Regions from separate parts of the Homo sapiens genome. Here regions 2 and 3 are each linked to region 1. Evidence: chromatin loops called from intact Hi-C (ENCODE). Cell type or tissue: OCI-LY7. All regions are shown on one strand.

The links. A loop is a pair of places that touch in the nucleus more often than their neighbours do. Peaks named below come from ENCODE experiments on the same cell type or tissue, not always from the same donor. Only the 100,000 strongest peaks of a DNase experiment are listed, where the experiment ranks them.
Region 2: a loop joins it to region 1, with 8 times the contacts of the local background. A loop is called at or near these places in 8 of 110 quality-filtered maps.
Region 3: it touches region 1 in a loop (8-fold over the local background); 38 of 110 quality-filtered maps call a loop at or near these places.

The regions. Positions count from the first base shown.
Region 1 is chr1:28,205,191-28,213,190 of GRCh38, forward strand. It overlaps DNAJC8 (DnaJ heat shock protein family (Hsp40) member C8), which reads right to left. Exons shown (of 9, transcript NM_014280.3): 4 at 5,381-5,447; 5 at 4,782-4,876; 6 at 3,152-3,223; 7 at 68-159. Among named protein-coding and RNA genes, the nearest start is that of DNAJC8, 24 kb to the right of the region's middle. In OCI-LY7, CTCF peaks have their summits at 3,863 (motif pointing left) and 4,073; a DNase peak (open chromatin) is centred at 3,871; H3K27ac peaks cover 1,104 bases.
Region 2 is chr1:27,935,762-27,943,761 of GRCh38, forward strand. The region is part of intron 1 of SMPDL3B (sphingomyelin phosphodiesterase acid like 3B); the gene reads left to right. Among named protein-coding and RNA genes, the nearest start is that of SMPDL3B, 4.8 kb to the left of the region's middle. RefSeq lists enhancers at 4,657-4,951, 7,532-8,000. In OCI-LY7, CTCF peaks have their summits at 4,746 and 4,961; a DNase peak (open chromatin) is centred at 4,760.
Region 3 is chr1:27,855,150-27,863,149 of GRCh38, forward strand. No RefSeq gene overlaps it. Among named protein-coding and RNA genes, the nearest start is that of THEMIS2, 13 kb to the right of the region's middle. RefSeq lists enhancers at 1,389-1,683, 7,999-8,000. In OCI-LY7, CTCF peaks have their summits at 3,070 and 3,271; a DNase peak (open chromatin) is centred at 3,092.

The DNA.
Region 1 (8,000 bases):
CACCAAAGACCAATGTTAGTTAATCTAGGTATTTAAATATGGTTTAAATGAATATACTGATATGTACCTTTCATGCATCTCTTTGGCTTCTCTCTCTTTCCTTTTAATTTCCAGCTCTGCAAAGAGTTTCATTGTCTGTTTATATACAGCTTGTTTGAACTACAGGAAAATCAAGAACAAAAGAAAATCAGAGTAAATATTTTTACCAGCAACTTGAACCATGTACTTTCACCTGGAGTCCAAGATAAAGCAGATTAAAACCTGGCACAGGCTGTGCACCGTGGCTCACATCTGTAATTCCAACACTTTGGAAGGCCAAAGGCAGGAGAATCGTTTGAGGCTAAGAGCTTGACTGCCCTGGCAACATAGTGAAACTCTATTGCTACAAAAAAATTTTTTTTAAAACTAGCGTGCAGGCCAGGCGCAGTAGCTCACACCTGTAATCCCAGCACTTTGGAAGGCCAAGGTGGGCAGATCACCTGAGGCCAGGAGTTCAAGACCAGCCTGGCCAACATGGTGAAACTCTGTCTCTATCAAAAATACAAAAATTAGCCAAGCATGTTGGTGCGTGACTGTAATCCCAGCTACTCGGGAGGCTGAGGCAGGAGAATCACTTGAACCCAGGAGACAGAGGTTGCAGGGAGCTGAGATCATGCCATTGCACCCCAGCCTGGGCAACAAGAGGGAAACTCCGTCTCAAAAACAAAAATTAGCGGGGCATGGTGGTGCACACCTGTAGATCCAGCGTTTCAAGAGGCTAAGACAGCAGGATCACTTAAGCCCTGGAGTTTGAGACCACCCTGAGCAACATAGTGAGATCCCATCTCTACAAAAAATATTAAAAATAAAACATTAACCAGGTGTGGTGGCGCACACTTGTAGTCCCAGCTACTCAGAAGGCTGAGGTGGGAGGATCGCTTGAGCTCAGGAGGTCAAGGCTGCAGTGAGCCATGACTATGCCACTGCACTCCAGCCTGGACAACAGAGCAAGACTCTATCTCTTTTTTAAAAAAGTATATTATATGATAGTCTTACAATGATAGGAACAGAAGCTATTATTATTTATTATTATTGTTTTTGAAACAGGGTCTCAATCTGTCACCCAGGCTAGAGTGCAGTGGTGTGATCATAGCTCACTGCAGCCTCAACTCCTAAGCTGAAAAGATCCTCCTACTTCAGCCCCCAAAGCACTTGGATTATAGGTATGAGCCACCAGAGGTTATTATTAGAATGTATAATATCCACTAAGGTGGGAGGATCACTTGAGCCTAGGAGGTCAAGGCTGCAGTGAGTTAAGATCATGCCACTATATTCCAGCCGGGGTGACAAAGGGAGACCCTATCTCTAAAAAGAATTACAAAAAAATAAGTGAACGTAAGTGACCCAGCCCCTGTCACACTAAGTTAATGAAATCACAATGCCCTCCCTACCAGTTTTTAATTCTTTATTTTCAAGAGTTCTTAAGAACACAGCTTATGTTATTCTACCTTTAAATATTTTTCTCCAGATATAAAGTATTTTAAATAGACATGGAAGTACAAAAGTAATCTGTCATGCATATTTAATAGTGCCTAAATTCTAAAATCAGACACTGGAGCAAAGAGTGATATATGGAGAGAAAGGAAAATAAAGAAGTCCCTAAATCTCTGTGACTTCTCTTTTATCCTGTTACCTGCTAGACACTGCTCACTAAAAGCAATGCTTCAACCCCAGTCCCTAATAAAGACAAACATCAAAGGGATAAAGGAGTCTGTAATGAATAGCTCAGTATATTTAAAAGCTCCATACACGGGATAGACAGACACTGCGATTTTATATTTTTTATATTTCTCTTTTTCCAAATTTTCTATCATTAGCATGTGTTCTTTTATAATCAGGAAAAAAAAAAACAACTGAAAAAAATTGGGCCAGGTGCGGTGGTCCACGCCTGTAATCCCAGCACTTTGGGAGGCCGAGGAGGGCAGATCACTTGAGGTCAGGAGTTTGAGATCAGCCTGACCAACATGATGACATCCCGTCTCTATTAAAAATACAAAAATTAGCCAGGCTTGATGGCGGGCATCTGTAATCCCAGCTACTCAGGAGGCTAAGGCAGGAGAATCACTTGAACCTGGGAGGCAGAGGTTGCAGTGAGCTGAGATCGCACCACTGCTCTCTAGCCTGGGCAACAGAGTAAGACCCCGTCTCAAACAAATACATAAATAAATGTATATTTATATGTTTTAAGTTCAAATAAAATGTTTGTTGTTGTTGTTGTTGTTGTTGTTGTTTTAAGACAGAGTCTTGCTATGTCACCAGGCGGAGGTGCAGTGGCGCGATCTTGGCTCACTGCAATCTCTGCCTCCCAGGTTCAAGCAATTCTCCTGCCTCAGCCTCTCGGGTAGTTGGGATTACAGGCACGTGCCACCACGCCCAGATAATTTCTGTATTTTTAGTAGAGACGGGGTTTCACCATGTTGGCCCGGATGGTCTCGAACTCCTGATCTCATGATCCACCCGCCACGGCCTCCCAAATTTCTGGGATTACAGGCGTGAGCCACTGCGCCCAGCCAAATAAAATGTTTTTTTAAAAAATAAAAATTAGGCCGCGCACGGTGGCTCATGCCTGTAATCCCAACACTTTGGGAGGCCGAGGCGGGTGGATCACCTGAGGTCAGAAGTTCAAGACCAGCCTAGCCAACATGATGAAACCCCGTCTCTACTAAAAATACAAAAAAATTAGCCAGAGGCCGGGCAGGGTGGCTCATGCCTGTAGCCTGCAATCCCAGGACTTTGGGAGGCCAAGGCAGGCGGATCATCTGAGGTCAGGAGTTCGAGACCAGACTGACAAACATGGAGAAACCCCATCTCTACTAAAAATACAAAATTAACCGGGCATGGTGGTACATGCTGGTAATCCCAGCTACTTGGGAGGCTGAGGCAGAAGAATCGTTTGAACCCAGGAGGCAGAGGTTGCAGTGAGCCGAGATCGCGCCATTGCCCTCCAGCCTGGGCAACAAGAGTGAAACTCAGTCTCAAAAATAATAAATAAATAAATAAATAAATGTGAAATAGCATATATTCATCATTCTTTTGGCTTCTGTCTCTGTAACCCACCAATTCGTAGACACAATCACACAAGATACAGTGGCTTTTCCTATATTTAACTCACCAGCTCAGGATCATCCTCCTCTACAATTGTAGGTTTTCCTTCCTTCTTTAATTGTTTTTTTCGCTCTTTCACCTAAAAAGAATTTTTTTTCATCAAAAGACGAGCATCTGTGCTTTGAGAATATCCACTGGGCTGTACACATACAATATATTTAACTTTCTATAGGCACGGGTATAGCAAAAAGTTTTCATTAAAAAAAAAAAGAGCCCCTCCCCTCCCTCCTCAAAAGAACAACAGAATCAAGGAAAATTAGGAACCACAAGTCCTTTTTCTAATCTCATCTAAAATCCAATCTACCAGGAAGAATGAAAGATGAAAGGGGACCAACGGGAGGTTGTCCCCAACTCATCAGATCCAAAAAGTCTTTGAAACAGACTACTTATTTACCTTTCTTGGCTTGTGGTTATGTGTTTAGAGCAAAGCAAATATATCTGTCAAGTTTTAGAAGAAGCTACAGAATCTGTGGCATTATGTCCAAGTAGTTTTTCTGGCATTTCTATAACTGCATTCTTGATCACTTTCACCATGGAACCTCCTTAAACCACATATCATATTAACTGATACTTTTATCACATTGGCCACTACTGAGATAAAAAATAAATAAATAAATATACGAATTCATACAAGAATGACACTACTCCATGAACTAACCAGTCTATTATACCAGCAAAGGCCAAGTACCCTCTAAGCTCAGAAAGGCCCTACTGCCACCCTGTGGTCAGGAAGCCTAAGGATGACTTTCTTACAGGTGAAAGACATACGAAGCCACAATGATTTAAGGAGAAACTGTCAGGCACTTTCCCTATTTCTACCAGGATAGGGCCTACAAGTGCCATTTCCAACACATGACCCGCAGGATATAGTTATGGGCCCTTTGTCTCCTCTTCTTATCCATTTTCCTCACCGAAACTGGATTCATTATTATGGTTATAAAGTTGTCTCAGATTTCAAAGCTCTTCATGTGAAAAGTCATCCAATCACAATTGAAGCAGCTCTTACAAATGACCTCAAGATTCTTGCCCCAGCAAGTAAAAAGTTAAAAGACCTTTCTTACCTTGGGAAAGCCATACTGACATTTCCCACCACATTGGAGACTTATGTATGCCCTCAAGAGCAAACAAAAATAACACCAGCTACAACTCAGTTTCCTTCAACTGAGTTCTTCCCAACTCTGTTATTAAGATGGACATAAACCTCCTCCTATTTTAAAAAAAGTTTACGCCTATCCTCTTGCTAGCCTTTGCCAAGCCTTGTTGCAAACCCTTCACAGGGACAAGAATAAAAATCAAGAGTCAAGAGTCACAGGCTGCTCCACGTTTCCACTCTAAGAATGGGGTAAGTGGCAATATGTGATGAGAGGGAGAGAACAACCCTTTCTCCCCAACACAGGACTGGTAGGGAAAGAGGTAGGAGCAGTGTACCAGCTACTCCTCATCTGAGTTCTTCTCTTAGGGGTGAATTACAGCTTCAGGCACACACTATTCATGACCACCACAGCAAAGTGGTAGAGAGCACAGAAGTAGCCACAGGTTGTGCCAGTAGGCATTACTATGTTCATATGTACCCTTCTACAAGGTGCCCAAGGCTTGCTGATACTTCCTGTAAACACAGCAGCACTATAAATACTTACAGTGTGTTCCACGTATTCTTTTCCTGCCTGAATTACATCCAGGGCCCTCTTCTTTTGCTCCTGATCCAGTAGCAACTTGTAAGCTTTGTCCACAGCTAATGCAAAACATTGAAATTAACTGTTTCTGCAAACACCCTCTGAAAGTCTGAACTATACTCAGGCAGTGTAAATGGACTTGTGCTCTCTAAAGCATTCCCTACTTTAATTATTTACTGTCGTTAAACTAAGTTAAAAAAAACATTCAACTATAGCAATGACTTTCCTTAAGAGCCTTGGAAAAAATTAAATATATACTCAAGGCTAAATACACTACATCTGGATTTAATTCAGTGATAAAATTCTTTATGTTCAAAGAAAAAAAATGATCCTATGCAATAACAGTCTTTGTTGGCATATAAAAGTTTTAACAAAGCAAAGTTAAGGTCTACTTCTTAAACAACAACATTCTGCTTTGAAATGGCAACTGCTCTACTGAAAACCACAGCTTCTTGGTGACCAGAAGACAAAACTATAACAGTCTTTGCTTGATCTAGGACAAGGAACAGTTAGGCCCTGCCATTCACAATCTAATACTCAGAAGCAGGTAAATTTACAAATACCTTCAAAAGCCTTTTGTGCTCTGTCAGCATCATCTTGATTTTTGTCAGGATGCACCAAGATGGATAACTACAATAAGAGAAAAGTTGGGGTTGTCAATAAGGGAAACATTTACTAACTTCCAGCCTGCCCTGTCTCGTTACAACCAAAAGCTCTAAGGTCCTACGGCAAAAAGAGACTCTTAGCAAAAGCATTTAAAAAATTAACAAATCTCTTTAAATGCCCAGAAATACTGATCTTTAACAAAATTCAAGCACCAAAAGGTAAAGGTACAACTAGGAAACATTTCAGGTTTTAATCACAAAGTTGAGACCAAACATGCCAGGCACAGAGGCTCACGCCTGTCATCCCACCACTTTGGGAGGCTGAGGTGAGAGGATTACTTAAGCCCAGGACTTCGAGACCAGCCTGAGCAACATAGCAAGACCCTGTCTCTACAAAAAAAAAATTTTTTAATTACCCAGACATGGTGGTGGTCGCCTGTAGTCCAAGCTATTTAGGAAGCTAACGTGGGAGAATCACTTGAGCCTGGGAGGTTGAGATTGTGCCACTGCACTCCAGCCTGGGCAACAAAGTGAGACCCTGTCTCCAGGAAAAAACAAAAACAAAAACAAAAACAAAAACAAATGGAAGCCTAGCACTATGAAGATGTTGTAATAATTTGGGGGAGGAGGGAGACTGAAAGGTATCAAGTTCCTATTATGTTCCTTATGCAGGTTGAGCACCCAAAATCCAAAAGGCTCCAAAATCTGAAACTTTCTGAGTGCTAACATGATGCTCAAAGGAAACGCTCATTGGAACATTTTGAATTTTCGGATTAGGGATGCTCGACCATTATGCATTCTGCAAATATTCCAAAATCTGAAAAAATCTGAAATCTGAAATACTTCTAGTCTCAAGCATTTCAGATAAGGGATACTCAACCTGTACTAAGCACTAAGGTGGCTAAAGCAGGTATGAGACATCAACTCTCTCCTAAAAGAACTCCTAATCTAAAGCAGTTTCTCATTCTGCCTGTGCTCCAACCCTGTGAAGCTTCTGAAAAAGACAACATTCTAATTTCCACCCTCAGACCTTCTGAGTTAGTCTTTGGCATCTGCACTTTGTAAACCTCTACTAGACTGGGTTTCAGATGATCGTAGGGAATTAGCCCTTATTTTGTTAGGTGGGATAAGTGATTATGCAAGAAAATGTCCTTTTTTTGGGAAGGGTACAAGCTGAAGTATTTAGGGGTAAAGCATCATGGTTTATTGCAATTTACAATGATTCAGCCAAAAATATATAGTTAAATATATAGTCAGTGTCTGCCAGGAGCAGTGGCTCCCGCCTGTAATCCCAGCACTTTGGAAGGCTGAGGCTGGCAGATCACTTGAGGTCAGGAGTTCGAGACCAGCCTGGCCTACATGGTGAAACCCCGTCTCTACTAAAAATACAAAAATTTGGCAGGCACAGTGGCACACATCTATAATACCAGCTACTCAGGACGCTGAGGCAAGAGAATCACTTGAACTCAGGAGGTGGAGGCTGCCGTGAGCCAAGATCGCAACACTGTACTGCAACCTGGGTGACAGAGCCGGACTCCGTCTCAATAAATAAATAAATATATATATATATATATATATATATATATATATATATATATATATAAATGAAATTAACTATTCAATATAGATGGTGGATACATGAATATTCGTTGTTCTATTCTTTTTTTTTTTTTTTTTTTTGAGACAGAGTGTTGCTCTATCATCCAGGCTGGAGTGCAATGGTGCTATCCCAGCTCACTGCAGCCTCAATCTCCTGGACTCAAGTGATCCTCCCACCTCAGCCTTCTGAGTAGCTGGGACTACAGGCACGGCTAATTTTTGGCTTTTGCTGTTGTTGTTTTTCGTTTTTTGTAGAGACGGGGTTTCACCATGTTGCCCAGGCTGGTCACGAACTCCTGAGCTCAAGCAATCTGCCCGACTCAATGTCCCAAAATACTAGGATTACAGGCATGAGCCACTATGCTTGTCCATTCTTTTTTCTATATAAAATTTTTATAATAAACCAGCTAAAAAAAAAAGAACTTTCATAGGTAATTCAGATACTCACAGTTAAAAACCATGACATATTGTCAATTGACAGAAACCAACTAGTTGGAACCCAGGGAACTATGTCGGGGAATGAGAACAAATGGGAATCTAACGCTCCGTTCAGCATTACTGGAACCATTATGCTGGGTTCTAATTCCAACTTCAATCACCTACTAGCTATGAGACCTCGAGCAAATCACTTAACCTATCTCTGCCTCCGCTTCCTGCTCTGTAAATGAGATAATACTATGTACCTATATCTAATTGGGCTGATATAAGAATGAAACAAACAATGCAAGTAAAGAAATTAGCAGACTAACACACGCTGACAATAGTTAGCATATAGTGAGGATACATTATGTGCCAAGAGTTACTCTAAATGCCTTCTGTGTAATACATCATTTAAATTCTTACAACAAACTCATGGGATAGACACCATTATTACATTTTACAAACGGGGTAACAGACACGGAAAGGTTAAATGTAACTTGCTCAAGTTTACACTGCTTGTTAAGTGGTACAGTCAAGATTTAAACTAGTTGTATAGCTC
Region 2 (8,000 bases), 270 kb before region 1:
AGACGTCCAGAGAAGAGCTGTCAAATCAGGTGACACTCAAGTGGAGCCTTGAGGCAGTGAGTGGGGGAGCCACATGGGTGTCCAGAACATTACAGGAAGAGAGGACAGTGCACGGGGTCTGAGGTGGACACACAGGAGATGTGCATGAGGAACAGCAAGGAAGCCCGCGTGGCTGAAGCAGGGTGGGCAGGACAAGTGGGGGTGAGGTTGGCAGATGGTGGGGTGGGGCAGGTGCCAAATCATGGATAGCCTCGAAGACTCTCTTGAGGACTCAGACATTTTTCTTTCCACGTGCCTGTAGATAGGAAGGACGCAGGCTTTTGCTCAGGGTGAAATGGGATGTCATTGGAGGGTTCTAGGCACAGGTGTAATCTATTCTGACTTCTGTATGTTTAAAAGGACCCTTGAGGCCAGACGCAGTGGCTAACATCTGTAATCCCAGCACTTTGGGAGGCTGAGGAGGGTGGATTGCTTGAGTCCAGGAGTTTGAGACCAGCCTGGGCAACATAGCAAAACCCTGACTCTACTAAAAATACCAAAAATTAGCTGGGTGTGGTAGTGGGTGCCTGTAGTGCCAGCTACTTGGGAGACTCAGCTGGGAGAATTACCTGAGCCTGGGAGGTTGAGGCTGCAGTGAGCTGTGATTGTGCCACTGCACCCCAGCCTGGGTGACGGGAATGAGACCATCTCAAAAAAAAAAAAGAAAATGAAAGAAAAAAATTCTCTTTATAGCCCCTCTGAAGTAGGTGCTAATATCATTATACCCATTTTGCAGATGAGGCAAATGAGTCTCAGAGGGGACATTGCACTTGCTGAAGATCTCCCAGCTGGGAAATGGCAGGACAAAGCCTGTGCCTGGCTGTACTATGCTTCATGTCCTCTTGGGATGGTGGGGTTTAGAGGTACTATTTTTTTCTCTTTTCTCCAAACTTGCTGGAATGTATTCCTTTTAAAGTAAATTTAAAAGGAATTCCGGGCCGGATGCGGTGGCTCACGCCTGTAATCCCAGCACTTTGGGAGGCCGAGGCGGGCGGATCACGAGGTCAGGAGATTGAGACAATCCTGGCTAATACGGTGAAACTAAAAATACTCTACTAAAAGTACAAAAAATTAGCCAGGCGTGGTGATGAGCACCTGTCGTCCCAGCTACTTGGGAGGCTGAAGCAGGAGAATGGGGTAAACCCGGGAGGTGGAGCTTGCAGTGAGCCGAGATTGCACCACTGCACTCCAGCCTGGGCGACAGAGTGAGGCTCCGTCTCAAAAAACAAACAAACAAACAAACAACAACAAAAAAAGGAATTCCGCAGCACCTGTAAGGTTTTTCCAACTCCAGGTGTCTTCCTGAAGCACAGGTGGATTCTGAGACAGGGGATCAGACAGCATCATCCCTGCTTTGCATTAAACTGTGGGATTTCTGCCTCCACTTTCCTTAGCCAGGAGCTTGGGTGGATGCCAACTTGCTGGCTCCTTCTCCTCCTACACATGTCCTGTGTAACATTTCGCTCCTTCCTCAGCTTCTAACTGCAGAGAAGCAGACAGGTTCTTCCCCTGTGGGTTAGCTTGGTAGGAAAACACTCCCTGGAAGGCCAGCCCAGGGCTGAGGGAGCAGGACCAGGGCAGGAATGGTAACACCTACCTCTGGAGCTATTGTGAACAGAGGGTATTCACTGTAGGTGGTCCGTAAATGTAGGTTTTAACAAATGAACTCCATGGGTTTTGGAGGGCCTCCATTTACAAAGGATGAATTACAATTGTGTTTTGGGGCTAATGCTAGCCTTAATAGCAAAGGACTGAAATAGAGACTGAGACCATTGTGTGGTGTGGGTTATAGGCAATAACAGACAAAAGCCACTGAATCACAGGAGTCAGACTAGGAGGGCCTTCAGGGAACCTCTGTTCAGTACTTTCATCTTATACTTGAGGAAACGGAGGCTGAGGGGCAGTGTGGCCCAGGGAATGAGTCCTAAGGCTGCCTTGCTCACCCCACAGCCAGGTGCTCTGTATAAGAGAACTCTTTTACCTGCACAACTGAGGCAGGAGGTGGGACTGGACTCCAGAGGCAGGGCTTTGACACCAGACCAGATTGAGGACTAGCTAAAATACGGCCTGGGCAAAAGCAGTTTTCAAACACACCCAGCAGTGTGGCATGTCAATTTACCTTTGCAATGGCAACACCCAGGAGTTACTGCCCCTTCTATGGCAGTAACCCAATGATTTAAAAGTTACTACCCCTTCCCTAGAAATTTCTGCATAAATGCCCCTTAATCTCCAGGCAATTAAAAGTGGGTATAAATGTGACTGCAAAACTGCCCTGAGCTGCTACTCTCTGCCTCTGGGGTAGCCCTGCTCTGCAGGAGCAGTCATGGAGCTGTACATCACCTGTTCACCAAAGCTGTTTGCTTCAACCTCAAGCTTGCCCTTGAATTTTTTCCTGGGCAAAGCCAAGAACCCTCATGGGCTAAGCTCCACTTTGGGGCTCACCTGCTCTGCATCACAAGCATCCCTCTGCTGGGTGCATTCTAATCCTCATTTTATAGATGAGGAAACTAAGGCTCAGCTCTGAAAATCCCTTGCTTAAGTTGCCACTGCCTGTATGGAAGAGCCAGGATTCAAAATAAGATGTCCCTGATTGCAGGTTTCATGCATGTCCTTGCAGAAATAACTTACTGCCTGAAGCCAGAAAACTTAGGTCCTACCTGTGGTCCTGCCTTTGAATACCTGTGTGACCTGCAACCTTTATTTTACTGTTTATAAAATAGGGATGTTAGCAGAGGAGAGATTAAATGTGATGGCCTTAAGTGAGATCATGCCAGGTACATTGTAAAATGTTGTAAAAGTTTAAGGAGGCATACACACAGATGGTCCCTGACTTACGAAGATTCCACTAAGCTGTATGATGGGGCGAAAGCCTTAGGCATTCATTAGAAACCACACTTCGAGAAGCCATACAACCACTCTGTGTTTCACTTTCAATTCAGTATTTAATACATTGCAAGAGACATTCAACACTTAATTATAAAATAGGTCTGCATCAGATGATTTTGCCCAACTGTAGGCTAATGTAAGTGTTCTGAGCTCCTTTAAGGTAGACTGGGCTAAGCTACGATGCCCTTTGGTAGGTTGGGTGTGTTGAATGCATTTTTGACTTATGATATTTTCAATTTTGGGGGACGTAGCCCCATTGTAAGTCAAGGAAAACCTGTATATATCTCCAAGGCCATGCTGGTAGGTGGTGGCAGAATATAGTGCACTGTGATCATTTCCATTCTGACGTGCTCGGCATCCCCGGTCTGCCGCTCACTCGCTCAGTTTCCTCATCTGTAAAATGAGTACATCTTAGGATGCATTTCATAATGTTGTCATGAGGCTGCATGGATAGAGTGTGTGGCACAGTGTCTGGCATTCAGTAGGTGCTAAATGAATGGCAGATGCCTTCCTGCCCCCCTGTCTCCAACCATAAGGGAACTCACCTTCTAGCCATTTTAAGAACTTAGGTTTTATAAATGACTATGACTATGGGAGTTCTCCCCACCCCTATCACAAATCATACTAAAAAGATCCCATATCATGTATGATTTTAATTTTTTTATCTTATTTTTCTTTTTTGGAGACAGGGTCTCTATCTGTTGCTCAGGCTGGAGTGCGGTGCTGCAATCATAGCTCAAGGTAACCTCAAACTCCTGGACTTTAGGGATCCTCCTGCCTCAGCCTCCCAAGTACGGAGAAATTAAATTTCTTTTTAAAAAGTAGCTGAGTGTGGTGGCATATACCTGCATTCCTAGTGTGGTGGCTCATACCTGTAATCCTAGCACTTTGGGAGGCCGAGGCAGGCAGATCACTTGAGCTCAGGAATTTGAGACCAGACTGGGCAACATGGCAAACCCCACCTCTACAAAAAAGTACAAGAAAATTTGCCAGGCCTGGTGGCACGTGCCTGTAGTCCCAGCTACTTGGGGGACTAAGGTGGGAGAATCAGTTGAGCCCAGGAGGTTGAGGCTGCAGTGACCCAGGATCACACTGCTGCACTCCAGCCTGGGTTTTTGTTTGTTTGTTTTTGTTTGTTTGTTTGTTTGTTTGTTTTTGTAGAGGCACGGTTTTGAACTCCTGGCCTCAAGTGATCCTCCCACTTTGGCCTCCCAAAGCACTGGGATTACCGGTGTGAGCCAATGCATGTGGCCCATGAGATTTTTAATATTGCTTTTGAAATGAATTGTTGATTTTGATGACTTACTTGATATTTGTAATTTTTGTCTTTCCTGCACTTTTAGAGTCAATGCATTTTTTTCCAAGTCTCAGATATTTCTGTGGGCCTTGCAGAGCTATGAGGCCTTGGGCCCTATGTCTGTTGTCCCTAGTGAGCATAAAGGCCTGGTGATCCCCTTTGGTGAAGGAGGAGGCGGGCCAGGACACTTTTTGCCTGCCCAGGGACGCGCTGTGCCCACCAGTCCTCCTCTTAGAGATGGTCATCTGGGGCAGACAGGCTCTATCTTCATCTTGTTTCCCTTCAGATGTCCTGCCTGCCCTGCCCCTGCACTTTACCTGTGGACAGTAGCCAAGGACACGCTGGGGCTGGCTGGGTAGAACGTGGCCACTCCCCACCTTGTCCTGTCTCTCATGGTGAGAGGGGGCCTTGTAGAACCCCCCAGGAACCAAATGTGGAGTAACCACTGCTTCCCATTTATGAAATCATCTCACATTTCTCATTTTAATTCTCACGAGGGCCCCAAGGGGTAGGGGGCGCTGTTATCTTGATTTTACAGAGGAGGAAACGGGCCCAGGGGAAGGTTCCGCTGTTCACACAGCTATGGGGTGGTGCAGTAGGACTCCCTCCCAGGTCTGTGGCCTCAGCTACTCACTGTACTCAATACCAAATTTATTTATCTTCTCAGTAATAAATGAATAATAATGATAGCTGAGATTGGTGTACCTTTCTATAAAACTCAAGTTATAGATGAATACTGTCTTACTGTAAAAGGTCCAAGCAGTGCGAATGTAGAAAGCCTCTTAACTTTAACAAGATCCCCAGTGAAGCATCTGAACAGTAACATTTGAGAAGTTCTGGTCTAAAGGGTAAAGCATTAAAGTACCCAGGCGCCCACACCTCCCCAGTCTCACTCCTGGCCCAAGGGGTAATTGCAGGTAACGGTATGGTGCGTTGGGATTGTCCTCTATGAGCCCTTTCTCCTTCACTATCTTATTTGATGCTCACTGAGAGGCAGGCCAGATGTCAACATCCTCTAGCTCAGTGAGGCCTGGTGGCTTGCCCAAAGCCCCTAGGCAAACACATGGAAGAGGCTGGATTAGAAACCAGATCTCCCACCTCCCCATCCATGGTCCTGACATGCTAATTAGAGCTTAATTATTTTGATGTAGGGCCTGGAAGCTGATGGATCCCATATTCTTATGGAAAGCATGTATTTATTATTACAGCCACCTTCTGGGCGGCGGGGGGTTCCAAGTCAACAGGCATGACGACATTGTGTCTCAGCTTTGGGGTCAGAGAGGTCTGGGTTTGAGCCTTAGTTTGCTTATCTATGCAGTGGGCATAAGAATCCCTATCTCACAGACTGGCTGCCAGGATGAAATAAGACCAGTGTATGAAAGTCTGGGCACCTATCCAACACTGTCTGAGTGCCTACAATTCTAACTGGCCTCCCCACAGCCTTGTTCATTCATCGAATGTGCATTTGCACGTCTTCCACGTCCCAGGCACCCTTCTAGGCACTGAGGACATAGAGGTAAACAAGACGGGCTTGGTGCTCTCATGGAACTGACATTGTAAACAGGGAAGATGGACAATAAGCAAGCCAACAAGGTAAGTTCACATGTGATAGTGCTCTGAGAAAAAGGAAGCTGGGGAAGAAATAGCGACCAGACAGGCAGGAGAGGTGGCACTTGAGATGAGGTGGTCAGGGGAGTCTTCTGAGGAGGTGACCTTGGGGCAGAGGCCTGAATGAGGAGGAGGCAGCCGCATGATGATGTGGGAAGATTGGGCGAGGCCATGGCGTAGTCAGGGAAGAGGCCCTGTGAGGAGAAGCAGCTTGGCTGAGGGTGGTGGGTTGGGCTGAGCTGACAAGGTCGCTGGGATCTGCACTCCCACAATGAGGAGGCTGGACCCCAAGGAGTTGGAGCTGCCCACCTGGACCCCAAGGAGGTGGAGCTGCCCGCCTGGACCTCTGGCTCTCTCCACCATTCTGTCCACTAGCCTGGCCTCTCCTGGAGTCAGCACACACACATGCACACACACAGACACACACGCACACACACATAAACACACATGCATGTACACACACCCTTCAGCAGTATGTGCCAGAGAGGCTGGAAAGTAGTTTCAGTTCTACACACTGGCTGGAAAACGACAACTGACAGGTGAGATGAGGAGTTTCTGGAGTGGAGAAATGTTCCTGAATACTTTGAGGGCTGACGTCAAAGGGGCCAAACTGCTCAGTGTTTGTAGTTAACTGAGAAAGAGCCAGCTTGAGGCAGGGGAATAGCCTCTTTCTCTGTCTGCAGAGGAAGCGCAAGGACCATGTGCCCAAGAGAAAGGCAAAGGGCCTCCCCCAACATCCATCCTGGCCAGCCTGGCTCCGGGCTTGGAAGCAGGTGAGAGCCACTCACGGTCTCAGCTCAGGGACTTGGGATGCCCAGCAACTCTGCCCACCAACTAACTGGTATGAGGCAGTTCATTCCTTTACTCTGGCTTGGGGTTTTGTCACTGTATTCTTTTTAATTTTTTTGAGACAGTCTTGCTGTGTCGCACAGGCAGGAGTGCAGTGGTGCAATCTCGGCTCACTGCAACCTCCGCCTCCTGGGTTCAAGCGATTCTCCTGCCTCAGCTTCCCAAGTAGCTGTAGCTGGGATTAAAAGAGTGTACCACCATGCCTGGCTATTTTTTTGTTTTTTGTTGTTGTGTTTTTTTTTGAGATGGAGTCTCGCTCTGTCGCCAGGCTGGAGTGCAGTGGCACAATCTCGGCTCACTGCAACCTCCGCCTCCTGGGTTCAAGCAATTCTCCTGCCTCAGCCTCCTGAGTAGCTGGGATTACAGGCGTGAGCCACTGTGCCTGGCTGAATTTTATTTTCTGTAGAGACGAAGTCTTGCTTTGTTGCCCCTGCTAGTCTTGAACTCCTGGCCTCAAGCAATCTTCCTGCCTTAACCTCCCAAAGTGCTGAGATTACAGGTGTGAGCCACTGTGCCACCATGCCTGGCAGGAATATATTAGTGATCACAATATGTGTGGAAAGGTTAAATTTTCCCCATTATAAACAAAGGCTCAGTTTGGATAAAAAATAAAAATGTGGGAATATGCTGTCAACAAAAAGACCCATCTAAAATAGAAAGGCACTGGTTTTTAACCCCTTTCACAATCACATCTTCCTGGGAGGGATTGGAGCCCAGAGATCCCCATCATTTACCATGTGATCTTAGGCATGTTGACCTCCAGACCTTAGTTTCCTTATCTGTAAAGTGGGATAATGTTCCCAGGGCTCTGCGGAGAACACTGTAACAATGCATGTGGGAGGGATAATGATTTGCTTAATCAGCCATTTACACTTTAGTATGAATGTGTTTCACATCCTTTCCTGAGACTGTTTAGATCAGGAGAGGTGGGGAAAAGCTCAAGAGCATCTGGGAGGGAAAGTCAAGGAGTGAGGGTCAGGGGCCAGCCTTTATCTGCAGGCTGTCCACTGAATGTCCTGTGGCCTGGGTGGGGCCCTGGCTATCCAACCCTGAGATCAAAAGAAGTCCAGTCTCCCAGGCCCAGACACAGCTTCTTGGGGCCAGTGATGTTGACTTGTGGCTCTAGGTGACACAAGAAATGGGGGAGGAAGTGATTGCAATAGCAGAGGGTGAGGAAATCCTGGGCGTCATTCTTGTTTTATCGAGAAACAGGATGAACAGAGGCCAGATCTGCTCAACCCTCCTTCAGTAAGCAGTCATTGAAACAACTTGTGCTGGCCAGGTGCGGTGGCTCACGCCTGTAATGCCAGCACTTTGGGAA
Region 3 (8,000 bases), 350 kb before region 1:
TAGTGAAGATGGTACTGTTGGTAGTGGTGAACAATCACTAAGCACCTGCCTACCTACCTACCATGTATCCATTTACAGCACGTCATCTAATTCTCATAGCCCCAAGAGGAATTCTGTTTTTATCCCCATTTTATAGATGAGAAAACTGAGACTGAGACTAAACAAACTTCCCTATGAGCCCCCTGTACTGAAGACAGGATTGAAACTCTAGTCTGAATCCAGAGTTTAAGGTGGGGATATGCTTGGTCCATAGGTGGCACACCCTTTAGTTTTTGTATTTTTAGTGGAGACGGGGTTTCACCATGTTGGCCGGGCTGGTCTCGAACTTCGGCCCTCAGGTGATCCAACTGCCTTGGCCTCCCAGAGTGCTGGGATTACAGGCGTGAGCCACCGAGTCTGGCCTGTTTTGTAGTTCTTTAAAAGATGTCCAAACTGAACAACTTACTGGAAGTGTGTTAAAGTATGTTAGATATAGCTGAGATGAAGTCCTTCCTGATGAGAAGGTTATGCCATGCATTTTTTTTCTTTTTCTTTTTTTTTTTTTTTGAGACAGAGTCTTGCTCTGTCACCCAGGCTGGAGCACAGTGGCACGGTCTCGACTCACTGCAACCTCCGCCTCCCAGGTTCAAGCAATTCTCCTGCCTCAGCCTCCTAAGTACCTGGGATTACAGGTACGCACCACCACGTCTGGCTAATTTTTGTATTTTTAGTAGAGATGGGGTTTCACTGTATTGGCCAGGCTGGTCTTAAACTCCTGACCTCGTGATCCGCCTGCGTCGGCCTCCCAAAGTGCTGGGATTACAGGCGTGAGCCACTGAGCCACCATGCATTCTTGCTTTCAGAATCTGAGTTGCAGAGTGAAACTTGGATTGGCATTTCAAAGAAGGCACAACAGAATATACATACCTGCAAGGATTTTTTTTTTTTTTTTTTTTTTTTTTTTGAGACAAAAGTCTCACTCTGTCCCCCAGGCTGAAGTGCAGTGGTGCGATCTCGGCTCACTGCAACCTCCGCTTCCTGGTTCAAGCGACTCTCCTGCCTCAACCTCCCGAGTAGCTGGGACTACAGGCACCAGCCACCATGCCCAGCTAATTTTTGTGTTTTTAGTAGAGGTGGGGTTTTGCCATGTTGGCCAGGCTGGTCTCAAACTCCTGACCTCAGGTGATCTGCCTGCCTCAGCCTCCCAAAGTGCTGGGATTACAGGCGTGAGCCATGGCCCCCGGCTGATATTTCATGTACTTTAAGGGCCCGGTTAAGCGGAAGCAGAACTGGGGAGGCATGTATGTGTGGAAACCTGGCTTAGCTGGCGCCATACTTCTGATTCCAATTATGTTTTAGGTGCCCTCAGAGATGAGCACTCCAAGATGGGGCTCAACTGCCTGTTACCCTAATTAGCTCTGGATGACAATACAGATGGATGAGCCCCTTCTGTTCACTCCCAGGATCAGCAGTGGCCTCATACTCATGTGAGCACAGTGCTGCTGAGGGACACAGCCTGTCCCTATCTTGGGACACAGGCCCACCCCGGATGAGAATTGACTGCTGGTTTCCCCGAAATCCTGTGCCTACTGGTGGGCCACCTGCTGAGAAGGGAAGGGAGACCCATGTTCCCCTCCCCGGGGGGGAGACGGTGGCAAATCCTGTGGAGAAAGACATCTACTGACTGAACGGCCCGTTCCCCAGGGGATCCTGGCCCAGGATCAGCTGTTTGATGACCGTTTGCCTAAAATATGCCCACTACTAAATATAGGTCAGAATTTCAGAGTCAAAAGAGACCTGGGAGGTTCTGTCTAGACCCTTCATTTTGCAAATGAGCAAACTATGGCAGTGAGGACTTGCTTCATTCAACTTGGATGGATCAGACGTCTATGACTTGGGCCTATGGAAGTGCACCACCCCTGCTACCCCAGCTACTACAAGAGGCTCACCTAGAGGGAGACAGCCAGGCACTCAGATGCTGTCTAGACCCTTGACAGCTCGAGTGGAAGGATGGAGCCGGCGAGAATAGCAATAGGAATTTATTACCTGAGGCATGTGGACCATGGTTTTCCCAGCAGAGGGGCCACCATGAGAGGGGTGTGGAAAGAGGACATGGGATGGGGGTGGCTGGTGAGTGGGAGCGGGGAGGAGAGCCTACCCTATAAGCTTTGCTAGGGAATTACCAGGAAGGCACTGAAGGATATTTTTCTTAAAAAAAAAAAAAAAAAAAAAAAAAGACATGCTCAGGTAGATGTTTTGGAAAATGCAGAGAAACTGACATCACACACACCCTCACCTAGAGCAGGGGAGGCTTCCTTGGGAAGGTCTCAGCACGGGCAGTGAATGGTCAGGTTCAGATGATAGAAAATCCATGGGGTAGCAGGTGAATAAGGGGTCCCTGGCCTCTCATGAATCTCTCCACGCAGGGAGACAAGCAGGTGTTCTAGTGCTCTCTTTCTCACAGCTTAGCAGATCTAGAGAAAAGTCCAGGTGTTTCAAGAAGACTGAAGACGGCTGGGCTCAGTGGCTCACACCTGTAATGCCAGCACTTTGGGAGGCCAAGGCGGGCGGATCACCTGAGGTTAGGAGTTCGAGACTAGCCTGGCCAACATGGCGAAACCCCCATCTCTACTAAAAATACAAAAATTACCCGGGCATGGTGGCGCACACCTGTAATGCCAGCTACTCGGGAGGCAGAGGTTGCAGTGAGCAAGATCGTGCCACTGCACTCCAGCCTGGGTGACACTGCGAGACTCTATCACACACACACACAAAAAAGACTGAAGAGAGAGTTCTCCGTTAGTTCTGCCTGTGGGAGGGGAGGGGGGGCTTCAAAGAGCATGACATTGGATGTCTCCACGTGGTGGAGGGGAGGGTGCTCCACGCAGGGGCTACTGTGGGAGCACAGATGGGGCAGAGTGGACTAAAGTCTGGCATATGCCGGGGTGGAGGGAAGGTCCTTGAATGCCTGTGGAGTTTGGATGTTCTCTGTGGAGAGGGAATAAAACCATTGCCTGTTCCCTGGAGGGAATTGGATGCTGAAGCTTCTACCTTTAACAGGGGCATGGGTGCAGTTCCAGCCTCTGCCAGCAGGCTGGGCCCTGTGCCCACTTTTGAAAGACCTTCAGGGCTGTGGGGCATGAGATGAGAGAGGGAGGGAAGATAATCTGGCTCACTGCCGGGCACTTTATGTGACTTACCTCCTTAATTCCCCCGGGCACAGCCCTGAGAGGAGGTTGGCAGTGTCTGCATTTTACAGATGGGGAACTTGAGGCTCAGGGTACACAGACCCAGGTCACAGCCCTGGCAAGCCATGCAGTGGGGATTCTAGCCCGGCCCTGAGGTTTTGGAGCAGGGACGGTGCAGGGGAGTCTCCAGCCCAGGCTCCTCCCCTGCTCTTTCCACATCTGTGACAGGCTCTGGATTTTGTTCCCTGAGTTTTTTTCCTTCTCGAGTTCCTGTCCCCTCTGTCTCTATCTCTGTCCCCTTTGTGGTATGTGGGGCTTCAAGTACTACTGAGTCTCCACAGCTGTGCCAGGTTGGGCCTGGGCAGCTCCCCATAGAGGCTGGCGCCCATAGCCAGGGGCAGGGTTACCAGCAGGAAGTGCACCCCTGAGCCCCTCACCGCGGCTCCCAGCCTGCCTGCCTCGGTGGCCCCCACATCCCCGCCTCCCCAATCAAGGCATCTGCTCCCACTGTGCCCCATCCTGTTGGCAGCAGTCCTCCCTCTCCTTTGGGTCACTGGCAGCAGCATCCAGACTCACCATTACTGTCCTCTCCTTCATGGAAAATTAAGCAAACCCTCTTGATTCCACTCCCCGCCAGCTGCCCCAGCCGCCCTCCCATTTCTCTGCTCCACTTTCTGTCCCTAGTTCCTCTCCTCCATTTGCTGTTGAACCTACTCCAGGCAGGCTCTTCCCCCAACACTCGCTCCCTCCACAGTTGGTCATGTTTGCTTCTCTGCGGCCCCTCATTTCCCTCTGAGTGAGAGCCAGCCTCACCCTGCCCTGCACGCCGTCACCCTCCCGTCACCTCTCTGCTTCCCCTTGCTCGCTCCCCTATAGCCCATGGGCTTCTGGCTGCTCCTTCCACCCTCAGGGCACATGCCTGCCCTGCCCCTGTGGCTGGGCCTCTCTCCCAGGCATCAGCAGGGCTCCCTCGCTCCCTGTCCCTACGTTGAGAAAGAGAAAAGCAGGCCCTGACCTCCTGGAGCCCGCCTGGAGCCCAGCGGGGCTTCGGTATTCTCCAGCTGAACCTAAATGACTTCACAGGACATCAGCAACAGACAAACCACCTGGGACCACGATGGATCACGACACAAACAGGGCCACTCCACAGTCATGTCTGAGCACAAATAAAACATGAACAATGTCCAAGCCACAAAAAGGACCAATCATCCCTGCAGTGGGTGTTGACCTGTAGGCCCTAAAACATTCATCCAGGACCTCAGAATGTCACAGTTGAAGTAGGATCTTTGCAAGTGTAATTAAGGTAAGGATCTTCAGATGAGATCGTCCTGCATTAGGATGGGCCCTAATCCAGGAATGACCTAATAGGAGACAGAAAAGGAGGCCGGGAGTGGTGGCTCACGCCTGTAATCCCAGCACTTTGGGAGGCCTAGGCGGGTGGATCACGAGGTCAGGAGTTTGAGACCAGCCTGGCCAACATGGTGAAACCCTGTCTCTACTAAAGATACAAAACAATTAGCCGGGCATGGTGGTGTGCGCCTGTAATCCCAACTACTTGGGACGCTGACGCAAGAGAATTGCTTGAACCCAGGAGGCAGAGGTTGTAGTGAGCCAAGATCACACCACTGCATTCCAGCCTGGGCGACAGGGAAGACTCCATCTCAAAAAAAAAACAAAAAAAACAAACAAACAAAAAAAAAAACTGGAAAAGGAGAAGACGGGGACACAGAAGGAAAGGCCATGGGAAGATGTGGAGGTTAGAATGATCTGTCTACAAGCCAAGGAGCACGAGGATTGCCTCAGAGCTTTCAGAAGGAACCAACCCTACAACACTTTGATTTCTGGCCTCCAGAACTGTGAGAGGATACATTTATGTTGCTTTAACCTGCCAAGTTTGTAGTCATTTGTTACAGCGGACCCAGAAACGAATACAATCCCCCTGTCCTGGCTCATAGGAGACGCTGTTGCTTCTTACTGATCACAGCTCTAGCTTTGGTCTAGTCTTGCCTCCCTCTAGATAAAATGTATTAATGTCCTCAGCCATAGAAATACCCTTGCTTCTGCACAGCATCCAATCCAGAGTGAAGCCCTGCTTTCTTTTTTCTTTCTTTGAGATGGAGTCTCACTGTCACCCAGGCTGAAGTACAGTGGCATGATCTCAGCCCACTGCAACCTCCACCTCTCAGGTTCTAGTAGTTCTCTTGCCTCAGCCTCTAGAGTAGCTGGGATTACAGGCACGCACCCCCATGCCTAGCTACTTTTTGTATTTTTATTAGAGACGGTGTTTTACCATGTTGGCCAGGCTGGTCTTGAACTTCTGACCTCAAGTGATCCACCCTCCTCAACGTCCCAAAGTGCTGGGATTACAGGCGTGAGCCACCATGCCCAGCCCGAAGCCCTGCTTTCTTAAGCACTCAAAAGTCATCTAACCCAAATCCTGTAAGTCCTTTCTAACACAGCTTACTGAGTTGCCCCACAGTTTCCCATGGCATGTGCTATCCCTATGATAGCACATAGTCACGAACCCAACTTACTCAGATGCCCCTCTGTTCCTGGGAGTCTGTGGCTGGAGGGCATTGACAACGTCTTGGCCCCAAGGCTAACATCTCAATGAGGCCAACCCTCCTCACTCCCAACCCCTTATCCCCGACCTCCCACTTGCTCCACTGTTCCCACAGCACCATCCCCTCTACCACACACCACCCTACGGTGGTATCGTTTACTTATTGACTGCATATTGTTTATGGTCTGCCTTTCCCCTCCCCTCACTTGAGTGTAAGCTCCACTAGGGGCAGGGGCTGTTGTCTGTTTTGATTCCCAGTGTATTCAAAATGGCTGGAACAGCCTAGCACATCGCTGGCACGCCATAAAAATTTGTTGAATGAATGAATCGATGTTGGGACAGGAGCAAACCAAGGAAGCGCCTAACCAGCCTGGCCACCAGAAGGCTTCGCTGGAAAAGGGCTGTCAGGGCTGGGATCTGAGGGATAAATAAAGGTTATCCAAGCACAAGAGTTGGGAGGAGAGGCCGGGCGCAGTGGCTCACACCTGTATCCCAGCACTTTGGGAGGCCGAGGTGGGTGGATCACTTGAGGTCAGAAATTCAAGACCAGCCTGGCCAACATGGTGAAACCCCGCCTCTACTAAAAATACAAAAAATAAATAAGAAAGAGTGGGAGGAGTATTCCAGCCATGTGCAAAAGGCTGGGGAAGCGAGGAGGTGTTTCAGGATTGAGGAAATGCAAGTGCTTTGATGTGGCCGGAGAGAATGTTCTGGAAAAGGAAGGCAAGCGATGAGGCTGGAATGTTGTCAGAGGCCAGGACACGAAAGACCACGTCATCAGGAGCTCAGACTTCACCTGAGGGCCATGGGGAGTCCTGGAAGTGTTGAAGCAGGAGGTGATATGTCAGAGCTGCATTTAGGAAGAGCAGAGGGGCCGGACATTGTGGCTCACACCTGTATCCCAGCACTTTGGGAGGTCGAGGCAGGAGGATCGCTTGAATCCAGGAGTTCGAGACCAGCCTGGGCAACCTGGCAAAACCCATCTCTACCAAAAATACAAAAATTAACCAGTCTAATAACCCAGTCTCTAAATAAATAAATATACAAATAAATAAATATATAGGTATTTTTTGTTTTAATAATAATTGTAATTTCCAATATGTTGTGCAAGGAGATCAGAGAGGAAAATCATATTAATTTGATATTTGTGGAAGAATTTGTGCAAATTGTATTTAGTGCCACCACAATGTGAGGATGAAATTTTTTTTTTAAGGAAGAGCAGATGGGAGGGAGGGGACAGTCCCGGGGAGGTGAGGCTGGAGGTGGGAAGACTAGCAGTGAGATGGTCTCAGGGCAAGACAATGTGGCCTGGACCACGCTGGAGAGTCTAGGGAGAAGGAAGAAGACCCAAGGTGCCTCTGGGGACTCTGGCTGGGCATCCAGGGTTTAGAGGTGTCATTCACTGTGGAGGGGAACACAGGAGAGGGGCAGGTTATGGGGAAGGTGCTGAGATTGAGGCCCTTTATGCCGTAGAAATCAGGGCAGATGTGTGCACACCTGGAGCTCAAGACTGGCCTGGACACAGGCTTGGAAGCGGGACAGGGTGAGGCCACATCCCCCACATCGGGGAGGATGATTCTGAGGACTTCTACTTACAAAACTGTAAGAAGAGGGGGCTCAGGTGGCAGGGTTTCAGGGAAGGGCAGAGGGTGGCCCACTCCCCACCTCTCCTCCTCTCTCTGTCCTCTGGGCGGTCTCTAGGTCTCCACTGGCCCCTGCAGCCCCCAGTGGCTGGAATCACTCCCTTGGAGAGAGACCTCTAAACTGACTGCTCCAGGCTTCCTTAGAAAGCAGGGAGGAGGCCCCCCGCACAGATGGCTGCAGCAGTAGCCCCTCTGGAACCCAGCACCCACCTGGAGGGGATGACAGCATGGACCTGGGACTCAGGCCCTAGTTATTCTGGTAAGGCTCAGGACTGGGCCTGAGGCATGTCGCAGTTCACATGGTCCCAGCAGGGCTGCAAGCAAGTCCAGCATAGCCTGCTGGGCTCCTTTCCCCGCACATGGCCCCTCAACAACCCCCACCTTGGACCCTGAGCAGAGCGAGAAGCACCTTGCCCAGACAGGAGAGATGAGCCCCTTCACCTAGACCCCACGGGCTTCGCCCCTCACTCCATTCTGCCTCCTACCTGCCTCTCTTCTCAGCCTTCCAGGCTGGGTTTCCATCCTCTCCTCTGAGCAACCTCACCAGCCTCCTAACTGCCCCTCCCTGCCCTGCCAAGCCATCTTCACACCTAATGCAGTTCACACCACATCACTCATTTGAATCAA